2 separate regions of the Homo sapiens genome follow, and region 2 is linked to region 1. A link is a contact called in ENCODE Hi-C or POLR2A ChIA-PET data. All regions are on one chromosome and are shown on one strand. The core of a region is the stretch at or near the end of the contact, and the rest is flanking DNA. Distances in the headings are between cores, read along the strand shown.

What was found. A loop is a pair of places that touch in the nucleus more often than their neighbours do. ChIA-PET counts read pairs that join two places held with the same protein, here RNA polymerase II (POLR2A).
Region 2: a map of breast epithelium shows a loop between it and region 1 (30-fold over the local background). The contact joins the promoter of CYB5R3 here to the enhancer-like site in region 1. A Hi-C loop is called at or near these places in 1 of 168 maps with a recorded cell type or tissue (breast epithelium). POLR2A ChIA-PET finds 5 or more read pairs at or near these places in 1 of 52 experiments (activated B cell).

What each region holds. Positions count from the first base shown.
Region 1 is chr22:40,642,153-40,647,379 of GRCh38, forward strand. No RefSeq gene overlaps it. Among named protein-coding and RNA genes, the nearest start is that of MRTFA, 8.0 kb to the left of the region's middle. Within about 2 kb of position 2,644, at least 6 of the 41 ENCODE cell types and tissues checked have a DNase peak (open chromatin) inside an H3K27ac peak, as active enhancers do.
Region 2 is chr22:42,647,434-42,652,660 of GRCh38, forward strand. It overlaps CYB5R3 (cytochrome b5 reductase 3), which reads right to left and starts at 1,959. Exons shown (of 9, transcript NM_000398.7): 1 at 1,862-1,959. The coding sequence starts at 1,882. RefSeq lists silencers at 1,470-1,819, 1,840-2,029, 2,340-2,439 and an enhancer at 2,134-2,947.

The DNA.
Region 1 (5,227 bases), core at 1,394-3,893:
GAGCCAATGAACAGGACTTAGTGAGGGAGGAAAAACCTGTAAGGGAGGAAGATGAGCAAGACAGAGAAGGGAAGAGACTCGAGTAAGGCTCAGCCTGATCTTTCCTTGGCCTGATGCACATAGGAGAGCTCTGGGCAGAAACAACACCACAGTCACTCACCTTGAGGCATGGACAGCTTTTTGTCCCCTAGTCTATGTCAGTGGTTGTGGGCCCTAAGGAAGTTAAGGTCCCCAAGGCCACTCCCTTCAAATGAGGGCAATTCTCTGAAATTTTGTGCAGCTGGGAACCCTTAGCAGCCAACACTCACAGCAGCTGGGGCATGGGTGCACTTACCTGCTCAGGAGGCATCATTTGAGTTGTCCGCTGTGGGCTAACACATTCCTATTGTTGCAGCAAAAATGTAACTATGTAAAGTGCTCAGGTATGACCTGACCTGACTGCCAAACAGTACCGTGAGCCTGTGGCCTTCCTCGGTCTGACTCCCTACGTCTACTATTAAACTATACTTTTTGCATGTGTATATGGAGACAGGGTCTTACTCTGTCACTCAGGCTAGAGTGCAGTGGTGTGATCATAGCTCACTGCAGCCTCCAACACCTGGGCTCAAGCGATCTTCCCACCTCAGCCTCCCAAGGAGCTTGGAAGTACAGATGCTCACCACCTTGCTCAACTAATTTTTAAATTTTTTTTGTAGAGACAGGGCCTGGTTATGTTGCCCAAGCTGGTCCCAAACTCTTGGCTTCAAGTGATCCTTCCACCTCAGCCTCCCAAACACTGGGATTACAATTGTAAGCCACCGTGCCTGGTTCATTTTATTTATTTTTTATTACTTTTTTTTTAATTTTTATTTATTTATTTATGACAGAGTTTTGTTCTATTGCCCAGGCTGGAGTGCAGTGGTGCAATCTTGGCTCACTGCAACGTCTGCCTCCCGGGTCCAAGTGATTCTCCTGCCTCAGCCTCCTGAGTAGCTGGGACTACAGGCATGTACCACCACACCTGGCTAATTTTTTTGTATTTTTAGTAGATAGCAGGGTTTCACCATGTTGGCCAGGCTGGTCTTGAACTCCTGGCCTCCAGTGATCTGCCCGCCTTGGTCTCCCAAAGTGTTGGGATTACAGGTGTGAGCCACCGTGCCTGGCTTCATTTTATATTTGCATCGGCAGATCTAGTGGCTGCACTGACCCTTTGGCTCAACCTGACTTTATAACCAATCCTTTCCACCCCCTTCCCTCTAGAGCTTTTCCCAAAAACTGATACTAAGCCAAATTCACTCTTGTATTTCTATAATTAATTCTTTTTTTTTTTTTTTTGAGATGGAGTCTCGCTCTTGTCGCTCAGGCTGGATTGCAGTGGCGGGATCTTGGCTCACTGCAACCTCCGTCTCCCGGATTCAAGCAATTCTCCTGCCTCTATAATTAATTCTTTAACACAAATGTAAAACTTTAAGCCTCACTCTGCTAATCATGAGCAGCCAGTTGTCCTTCTGTCCATTTCCATCCTTCTTTGCACCTTGCTGAAAACATGTGCTGATTTCATTCTGTCACCTATCCACTGGCCACCACTTCTGATTCTGCTGCTGCTGCTGAAAGGGGCAAATCCAATGACAGGAACCTTCAGCGAACCACTGAAGACTGATCTTCCTCCTTCCAACCTGTTAATTCATACTCTGAGAAAAGTTACTCCCCCATCCTTTCCCTCTCTATTTCTCTTCATGGAGAATCTCTCCAAAAGTATTTTCCAGGACTTGATCAACTCCGTCTTCAGCACATCCTGTGCTTTCCTATTTCTTCTTAAGTCTTTGTTCTGATTAGTTTTTTTGTCTAGAATGTCCTCTTTTATCTTCATCTATTCAAATCCCAGCTGACATCCCACTTCCTCCAGGAAGCCCTCCCATATTCCTCCAACGTAGGTGGATCTTTTCTTTCTCTGACAATCTGTAGCTCCTATTGTAACAAGCAGAATGCTAAAGCATTCCAAGTGCATTATCTTATTTCACATGAGGAAACTGAAGCTTAGAGAGGTTAAGTAACTTGCTCAATATCACACAGCTTAAAACTAGCAAAGCTAGGATACGGATATTAAAATTAAGATCCTGGGGCCGGGTGCAGTGGCTCACGCCTGTAATCCCAGCACTTTGGGAGGCTGAGGCAGGTGGATCACTTGAGTCCAGGAGTTTGAGACCAGCCTGGCCAACACGGTGAAATGCCATCTCTCCTAAAAATACAAAAATTAGCCAGGTGTGGTGGTGCATGCCTGTAATCCCAGCTACTCGGGAGGCTGAGGCAGGAAAATCGCTTGAACCTGGGAGATGGAGCCTGTTAGTGAGCTAAGATCGCACCACTGCACTCCAACCTGGGTGATGGAATAAGACTCTGTCTCAATAAATAAATAAATAAATAAATAAATAAATAAGATCCTGGGTGTAATTCAATAAACATTTGTTGGCTACATACAAGGAACTAGAGGAAATATAAAAAGGTGAAATAGATCAGCTTTGCCACAATCAAGAACAGGGTCCATGAAATGATGCTAACACGAACAATGCTGAAAGGATAGTAGAATGAGGTCTGGTCTAGGAAGGGAGTGTTCCTGTCTGGTGGAGAACCCACTGAGGCAACACATGAAAGAGCTTATGTTTGACAGGCAGTAATGAGGTGGGGCACTCCAACTTAGGAAACACTGTGAGTAATAACGTGGAGGAAGGAAAACAGAGGACATGTTTGAGCAAGGGAGTCACCTGGGTTGTTTGAGAGATAAGGTTTGAAAGTTTGCTGAGGCCTTGTTGTAAAAAGAACGCCATGGTAAAGGAGGCATTACGTTCTGGAAAACAGAATCCAGACTGTCTTAAGATTCACCTGGTAGTTTGTCAGTTGGAATGGAAGGAGAGTGAAGTGGGGCTGGAAAGATAAATTAAACCACTACTGTTATCCAGCCAGGAGGAAATAAAGACCCACAAGAGGGGAACAATCAGCATGGAGTTTTTTCCCCTCTACCCTGTAAACACTTTCCATATCTCTGTCCCCTAGACATTATAGCATCCTTGAGAAAGGGCAATAATTTAAAAAAAAAATATGCCCATAACCTTTAAACTGCTAACAATTTCTTCAAATGTAGTAAGCACTCAGCAAATATCTTTGGAAGTGAATTAAATGTATAAGTGAGGTGTTAAAATGCTAGGGCTCTGTGACCAAGCAAGGTGGCCCATACCTGTAATGCCAGCATTTTGGGAGGCCGAAGTGGGAGGATGGCTTGAACCCAGGAGTTCAAGACCAGCCTGAGCAACATAGCAAGACCCCATCTCTATTATATTAAAGTTTTTTTAAATACTGGGGCTCAATCGGGTGCAGTGGCTCACACTTGTAATCTCACCTCTTTGGGAGGCCAAGGTGGCATATCACTTGAGGCCAAGAGTTGGAGCCCAGCTTGGCCAACATGATGAAACCCTGTTTCTACTAAAAACACAAAAATTAGCCGAGCATGGTGGTGAGTGTCTGTAATCCCAGCTACTCAGGTGGATGAGGCAGGAGACTCACTTGAACCCTGGAGGCAGAGGTTGTTGCAGTGAGCTGAGATAGTGTCACTGCACTCCAGCCTGGGTGACAGAGTGAGACTCCGTCTAAAAAACAAACAAACAAAAAAAGCTAGGGCTCTGTTTACATAGTTTTATTGGGTCATCCCTGGGATTGCAAACACCTAGTATATCACTTGATCACAAAACTGAGCTAGTTTTTATTCAGCACCTACTGTGTACATCATCATCTCATTGAATTCTTCCATGAACACTTCATAGAAGGTACCAGCCTTATGTCCATTTCACAGATGATGAAAACTGAGGGTCAAGCAGGTAGAGGGACCAACAGTCCAGTTTGCAGGAACTGAAGGGTCAAGATGCAGGACTTTTACTGACCAGGGGAAACTAGGAAGCTTGGTATCCCTACCCAGCGACCTTGATTTGCATCACACATGCCAAAGTTTAAACACAAGTTTGATTAACTCAAACCCCCGTGGGATTTTATTCTGGCTTTCTGATCATTGCAGCCAATATAAATGTCTTCTTTGGGTACTTTCAGGATACAATCCAAACATAACCTCGAATCTAGCTCATGTAGTCGGGGCCTACTTGAGACTGAAGTACTTGACAGGCAGAGAACTCAAAATGGATGGGTTTTCTTCAGCAAGAAAAGGAATCCAGGCTGGGGAATATTCCTGGAGGACGTCCTTAGGAACGGTTCGATTATCAGTTGTTCTTTGACGCCCCCTGGTGGTTGAGAACTGTAACCCCGTTTTTGCCCCCTGGAGTAGAGAAGAGGCCGCGCTGGTAAACAACCAAGAGGTGGAACTGAACTGAAAGTTCTTATTGCTTGTGGAACAAAAAGATTTTGTTTTAAAAACAAAAACTTGGCCGGGCGCGGTGGCTCACGCCTGTAATCCCAGCACTTTGGGAGGCCGAGGCGGGCGGATCACGAGGTCAGGAGATCGAGACCATCCTGGCTAACATGCTGAAACCCCGTCTCTACTAAAAATACAAAAAATTAGCTGGGCGTGGTGTTGTGCGCCTGTAGTTCCAGCTACTCAGGAGGCTGAGGCAGGAGAATGGCGTGAACCCAGGACGCGGAGCTTGCAGTGAGCCGAGATCACGCCACTGCACTCGAGCACTCCAGCCTGGGCGACAGAGCTCGACTCTGTCTCAAAAAAAATAACAACAACAACAACAAAAAAACTTGCAAAGATTTTTTTTTTCTTAAATAAAAGCTTGCCATGATGTTATAGCCTAGGGTGAGGAGAATCAGACACAAAATTTAAGTGGATGCCAAAAACTTAGCAATTAAGAAAAATAATACAATATTTCAAAAAATCAAAATTAGGCCAGGCGCGGTGGCTCAAGCCTGTAATCCCAGCCTGGCCAACATGGTGAAACCCTGTCTCTACTACAAATACAAAAATTAGATGGGTGTGGTGGCGGGCGCCTGTAATCCTAGCTACTCTGGAGGCTGAGGCATGAGAATCACTTGAACCCCGGAGGCGGAGGTTGCAGTGAGCCGAGATCACACCACTTGCACTCCAGCCTGGGCAATAGAGCGAAACTTAGTCTCAAAAAAAAAAAAAAACAAAAAAAAACAAATGTAGGCTTGGAGCTGCCGGTGGCCATCTAGCTGTCAGAAGGCAAGAAGAGATTTGAAAATAAGGCCCAGGCCAGGCGCGGTGGCTCACACCTGTAATCCC
Region 2 (5,227 bases), core at 709-3,208, 2.0 Mb after region 1:
GACATTGTCTCCATTAAAAATACAAAAAATTAGGCCAGGCACAGTGGCTCACTCCTGTAATCCCAGCACTTTGGGAGGCTGAGGCAGGTGGATCATCTGAGGTCAGGAGTTCGGGACCAGCTTGGCCAAGATGGCGAAGCCCAGGTGTGATGGCGAGTGCCTGTAATCCCAGCTACTTGGGAGGCTGAGGCAGGAGAATTGCTGGAGCCCAGGAAGTGGAGGTTGCAGTGAGCTGAGATCATGCCACTGCACTCCAACCTGGGTGACAGAGAGAGACTCCATCTCAAAAAAAAAAAACTTAGCCAGGCATATTGGCACGTGCCTGTACTCAGGACACTGAGGTAGAAGGATCACTTGTGCCCAAGAGGTTGAGGCTGCAGTGAGCTATGATCGCGCCACTGCACTACTGTCTGGGTGAGAGACTCTTCTCAAAAAAGAAAAAAGAAAAAAGAAATGTATGGAGCAGCCAGGTGCAGGGGACGTGGCCATAAATCCAACCACCAGCTGGAAGGTATGGAACACCACCAAAAACAGCAGGGAAGGGTTGGGTGGAGACCAGGGGAAGCTTTAGAGACACAGGCAGGACATTTCAACAATAAAGGAGGCAGATGCTTTCTGGGGAAAAATGGGCCGGGTGTTGCATGGAGGTTGGGGTGATGCCCACAGGTTCACCCTGGCCAAGGTTGCCTGGGGTCTGAACATCCCGAAGTTCTGGGTTGGGCCACACTTTCCTTAGCAACCACCCAAGCCAAGAGGCCTTTTGCCTGGATCCCCAAGGAGGAGACTCCAGGTCCTCCCCAAGGAGGGAGGACCCAGGTGCCCTCCAAGTGGCAGATGCCAGGCATAGAGGTAGAGGTGGAGGTGGAGGAGCACTGGGCTGATTCCTCCTGTGCCAGCCTCCCCACGCCTAGCGGGTCACAGTTGACAGGAGAGCTGCCCTCTGCAGCCGCAGCCTCCACATGTCCACACAGACTCAAGCCTCCAGCCTCACCATGGTCAACTTTTGAGAAACTGGGGAGAGGAGGTGGCCTGGGGGGAAGGGAAGGTGGCTCTAGGCCAGCCCAGGAGTGACAGCAGCAGAGTGGACTTTGAAACCCCATGGAGCAGGCTCCTTCCGGCGGCAGCGTTGTGGGACGGTGGCCAAGACTAGTTTGCATTTCCCCATCTGTGAAATGGGGCAAACAGCACTGACACCGCAAAGTGTGAGGTCCCCAGCACAGCTTGCAGGGTCAGTGGGAGCCTGGCCTTGATGGGAGCCTGGCCCACTGAGCATTGGGAGGATGCCCCCGTGTCATCCGGGTTCTGTTCCTTGTTGCTAAACGTGCAAAACCCTCTGACATAGTGACATCGCACACACACACACGTTCAGTCGCAGTCAGTGACATCGCCCATTCACATACTCCCGTACACACACACACACCCCATCACACGTTTCCATGCCCGCCCTTCACACCCACGGTCACACTCACACACACATTCACTCTCAAGCCATTCACACGCTCGCTCACACACTCACACTCAGCGGCACACACGCTCACAACCACGGGTCCCTCCAGCAGCCAAGGCCCCACGGCGGCCAGGGCAGGGCCCAGGTGCCCCCGGGTGCTGGGCTCTGGCGCGCCCCCCGGGCAGGAGGGCTGGGTCCCCGCTGCAGACTGCCAGGGCGTAAGTAGCGGTCACCACGTAGCTCGCCCAGGCCCTTGTGGGGTGGGGTGGGGCGCGGCGGGCTGGGCGGGCGAAGTGGGTGCGGCCGGGTGCGGCCCGGGTCCCGCGTCACCTCCCGCAGGCCAGCCCGCCCCCTCGCCGCCGGGTCCCAGTCCCTCGCGACGCCCCGCGGCCCCGGCGCCCCCTCCCCGCCTACCGTGCTGAGCTGGGCCCCCATGGTGGCCCCGCGCCGCGCTCGCTCTGTCGCCGCCGCCGCCGCCGCCGAGACCGTCGCGCCCGGGCCCGCGTCACTCCGGAGCAGGGGCGGGGCCGAGGGGCCAGGCGGGCGCGCGGGGCGGGGCGGGCGCGGGGGCGGGGACCGGGTCGCTCCGCCTGCTTCTGCCGGGGATGGAGACTGGGAACTGGGGATGCGGCCCTCTGCGCTCCGAGCTCTCCCGCCGCTGTGCTGCCCCGCGCGGGACGGTGGCCTCTCTGGGCCTCGTTCGCCGCCATAAAGGAAGCAAGATGGCGCCCCCCGGATGGGAGCGAGAATAAGAGGCGGAATCTTCCCCCGGCCTCCGAGACTGCAGGGGCCGGTCCTGCCTGGCCTGGCCTGGGCCTGTGCCTGCAGCTGCTCAGCGCGGCCCTTCCCCGGGCCTTTGAATTTGTAGTTCCCTGGGCAGCACTGTTCCCAGCTGCCTCGGGCCGGGTTAAATGCTGCGGTCTCAGCACGGCCCGCCCGGAGCCTCCTCGCCGGCGGCGCCTCCGCTCCCCACGCCATTGTCCCACTGTGGAGTGATCTTTGTCCCACTTAGCTGAAGGCCTCCTGCGTGTTTCCCCCACTCCCACCCCATCCCAGTGGACTGTGCGCTCCCGGAGGGCAAGGCCCTATCTGGTTTGAAGTCCCGTACATCCCCAGAGCCTAGCCACACAGAGCCTAGCATATAGTAGGTGCTCAATAAATACCTTTTTTTTTTTTTTTTTTTTTGGTAAAGCAGGGTCTCACTCTTGCCCAGACTGGAATGCAGGAGCCTGATCACAGCTCACTTTAGCCTCAACCTCCCAGGCTCAAGTGTTCCTCCTGCCTCAACCTCCTGAGTAGCTGGGCACATGCCACCACGTCCGGCTAATTGTTTTTTTTTTTGAGACGCAGTTTCGCTCTTGTTGCCCAGGCTGGTATGCATTGACGCGATCTCGGCTCACCGCAAACTCCGCCTCCAGGGTTCAACAGATCCTCCTGCCTCAGCCTCCCGAAATTACAGGCATGTGCCACCACATCTGGCTAACCAGCTAATCTTTTTTTTTTTTTTTTTTTTTTTTTTTTTGAGACAGAGTCTCGCCCTGTCCCCCAGGCTGGAATGCAGTGGCGCCATTTCGGCTCAATGCAAGCTCCGCCTCCAGGGTTCACGCCATTCTCAGCCTCCCGAGTAGCTGGCACTACAGGCACCCCACCGCGCCCGGCTAATTTTTTGTATTTTCAGTAGGGACGGGGTTTCACCGTGTTAGCGAGGATGGTCTCGATCTCCTGACCTCGTGATCCGCCCGCCTCGGCCTCCCAAAGTGCTGGGATTACAGGCGTGAGCCACCGCGCCCGGCCTAATTTTGTATTTTTAGTAGAGACGGTGTTTCAACATGTTGGTGAGGCTGGTCTCGAACTTCCGACCTCAGGTGATCCACCTGCCTCGGCTTCCCAAAGTGCCGGGATTACAGGTGGGAACTACCGCGCCCGGCCATTTTTGCATTTTTTTGTAGAGACGGGTTTCACTATGTTGCCCAGGCTGGTCCGGAACTCCTGGGTTCAAGCCATCCTCCCACCTTGGCCTCCCAAAGTGCTGGGATTATAAGCGTGAGCCACGATGAGCAGCCTAAATACTTGTTGAATGGATGAATTTGACAGACAGTGGGCACCTTCTCTGTGTAGGCTCATGCTGGGCCTTAGCGTCATTCTCTTGCCTTGCTCTCCTGGTAGGGTCTTGGACCCAGATGTGAGCTCCTGGTGCTCTGAGGGGATGGGGTGGGCTGTGTGTTCAGGCAACGTGGCACAGACCAGGCAGAGAAAGGGAGAAGCGCCTTGCTGGCAGGGCCTGGAGGTGGAGACAGGTGAACAGAGGCCTGATGGGCAAGGTTAGAGGGGCTGATACAGCCGAGCTGGGGTGTGATGTGACGTTGGGGAGGCAATGTGGAGCCCCGGGTGGAAAGAACTGGAATGTCAAGGAGAATGGGGAGCCCTGCAGGATCTAGGTAGCTGAGGGAGTGACTCACTGGGTTTATTTACCCAGAGAAGAGATCTCGCTCTGATGCCCAGGCTGGAGTGTAGTGATGCAGTCACAGCTCACTGCAGCTCAAGCCATCCTCCCACCACAGCCTCCCGGAGCACTGGGATTACAGGCATGAGCCACCATGCCCGTCTGCCTACCCACCCACCTGACCTACTGTTTTTTTTGTTTGTTTGGTTGGTTGGTTGGTTTTTCTTTTTTGAGACGGAGTCTTGCTCTGTTGCCAGGCTCACTGCAATCGCGGCTCACTGCAACCTCCGGGGTTCAAGCGATTCTCCTGCCTCAGCTTCCCTAGTGGCTGGGACTACAGGTGCGTGCCACCATGCCCAGCTAATTATTATTATTATTATTATATTTTTTGAGACGGAGTTTCGTTCTTGTTGCCCAGGCTGGAGTGCAATGGTGCGATCTCGGCTCGCCGCAACCTCCGCCTCTCAGGTTCAAGTGATTCTCCTACCTTAGCCTCCCGAGTAGCGAGGATTACAGGCATGCGCCACCACACCCAGCTAATTTTGTATTTTTAGGAGAGACAGGGTTTCTCCATGTTGGTCAGGCTGTTCTCGAACTCCTGACCTCAGGTGATCTGCCTGCCTCGGCCTCCCAAAGTGCTGGGATTATAGGCGTGAGCCACCACGCCCAGCATGTCCAACTAGTTTTTGTATTTTTAGTAGAGACGGGGTTTCACCATGTTGGCCAGAATGGTCTCGATTTCATGACCTCATGATCCACTCGCCTCTGCTTCCCAAAGTGCTAGGATTACAGGCGTGAGCCACGGTGCCCAGCTCACCTACTGGTTTTAAAGAGGGAACTCTGGGGGCAGTGTGGAGGGAGGGACCTACTGCCATAGAATACAAACGTAAATCTTGACTTGGGATCAGCTAAGCATTATTTCAATTTTATTTTATTTATTTTGGTATAACTTTTTGCTGAAAGTATCTTGGATTCATGATGGATCTTTCTGGGTTTTGCCACATATTTTCATGCTAAAGGTTAAATTATTTTTTACGTGCAAGTAATCTGAATAGTTTTACCCCCATGGGAACACTGGTTGTAGAAAGATGACACTACATGGGTTAGGTGTCTTTTTTTAATTGAAAAACTAACAAAAAGAGGAAAAGAAAAACACACAGGCCAGGCGCAGTGGCTCACGCCTGTAATCCCAGCACTTTGAGAGGCTGAGGTGAATGGATCACCTGAGGTCAGGAGTTTGAGACTCAAAAAAAAAAAAAAGGAAAAGAAAAGCTAGCCGGGCACGGTGGCTCACGCCTGTAATCCCAGCACTTTGGGAGGCCGAGGCGGGTGGATCA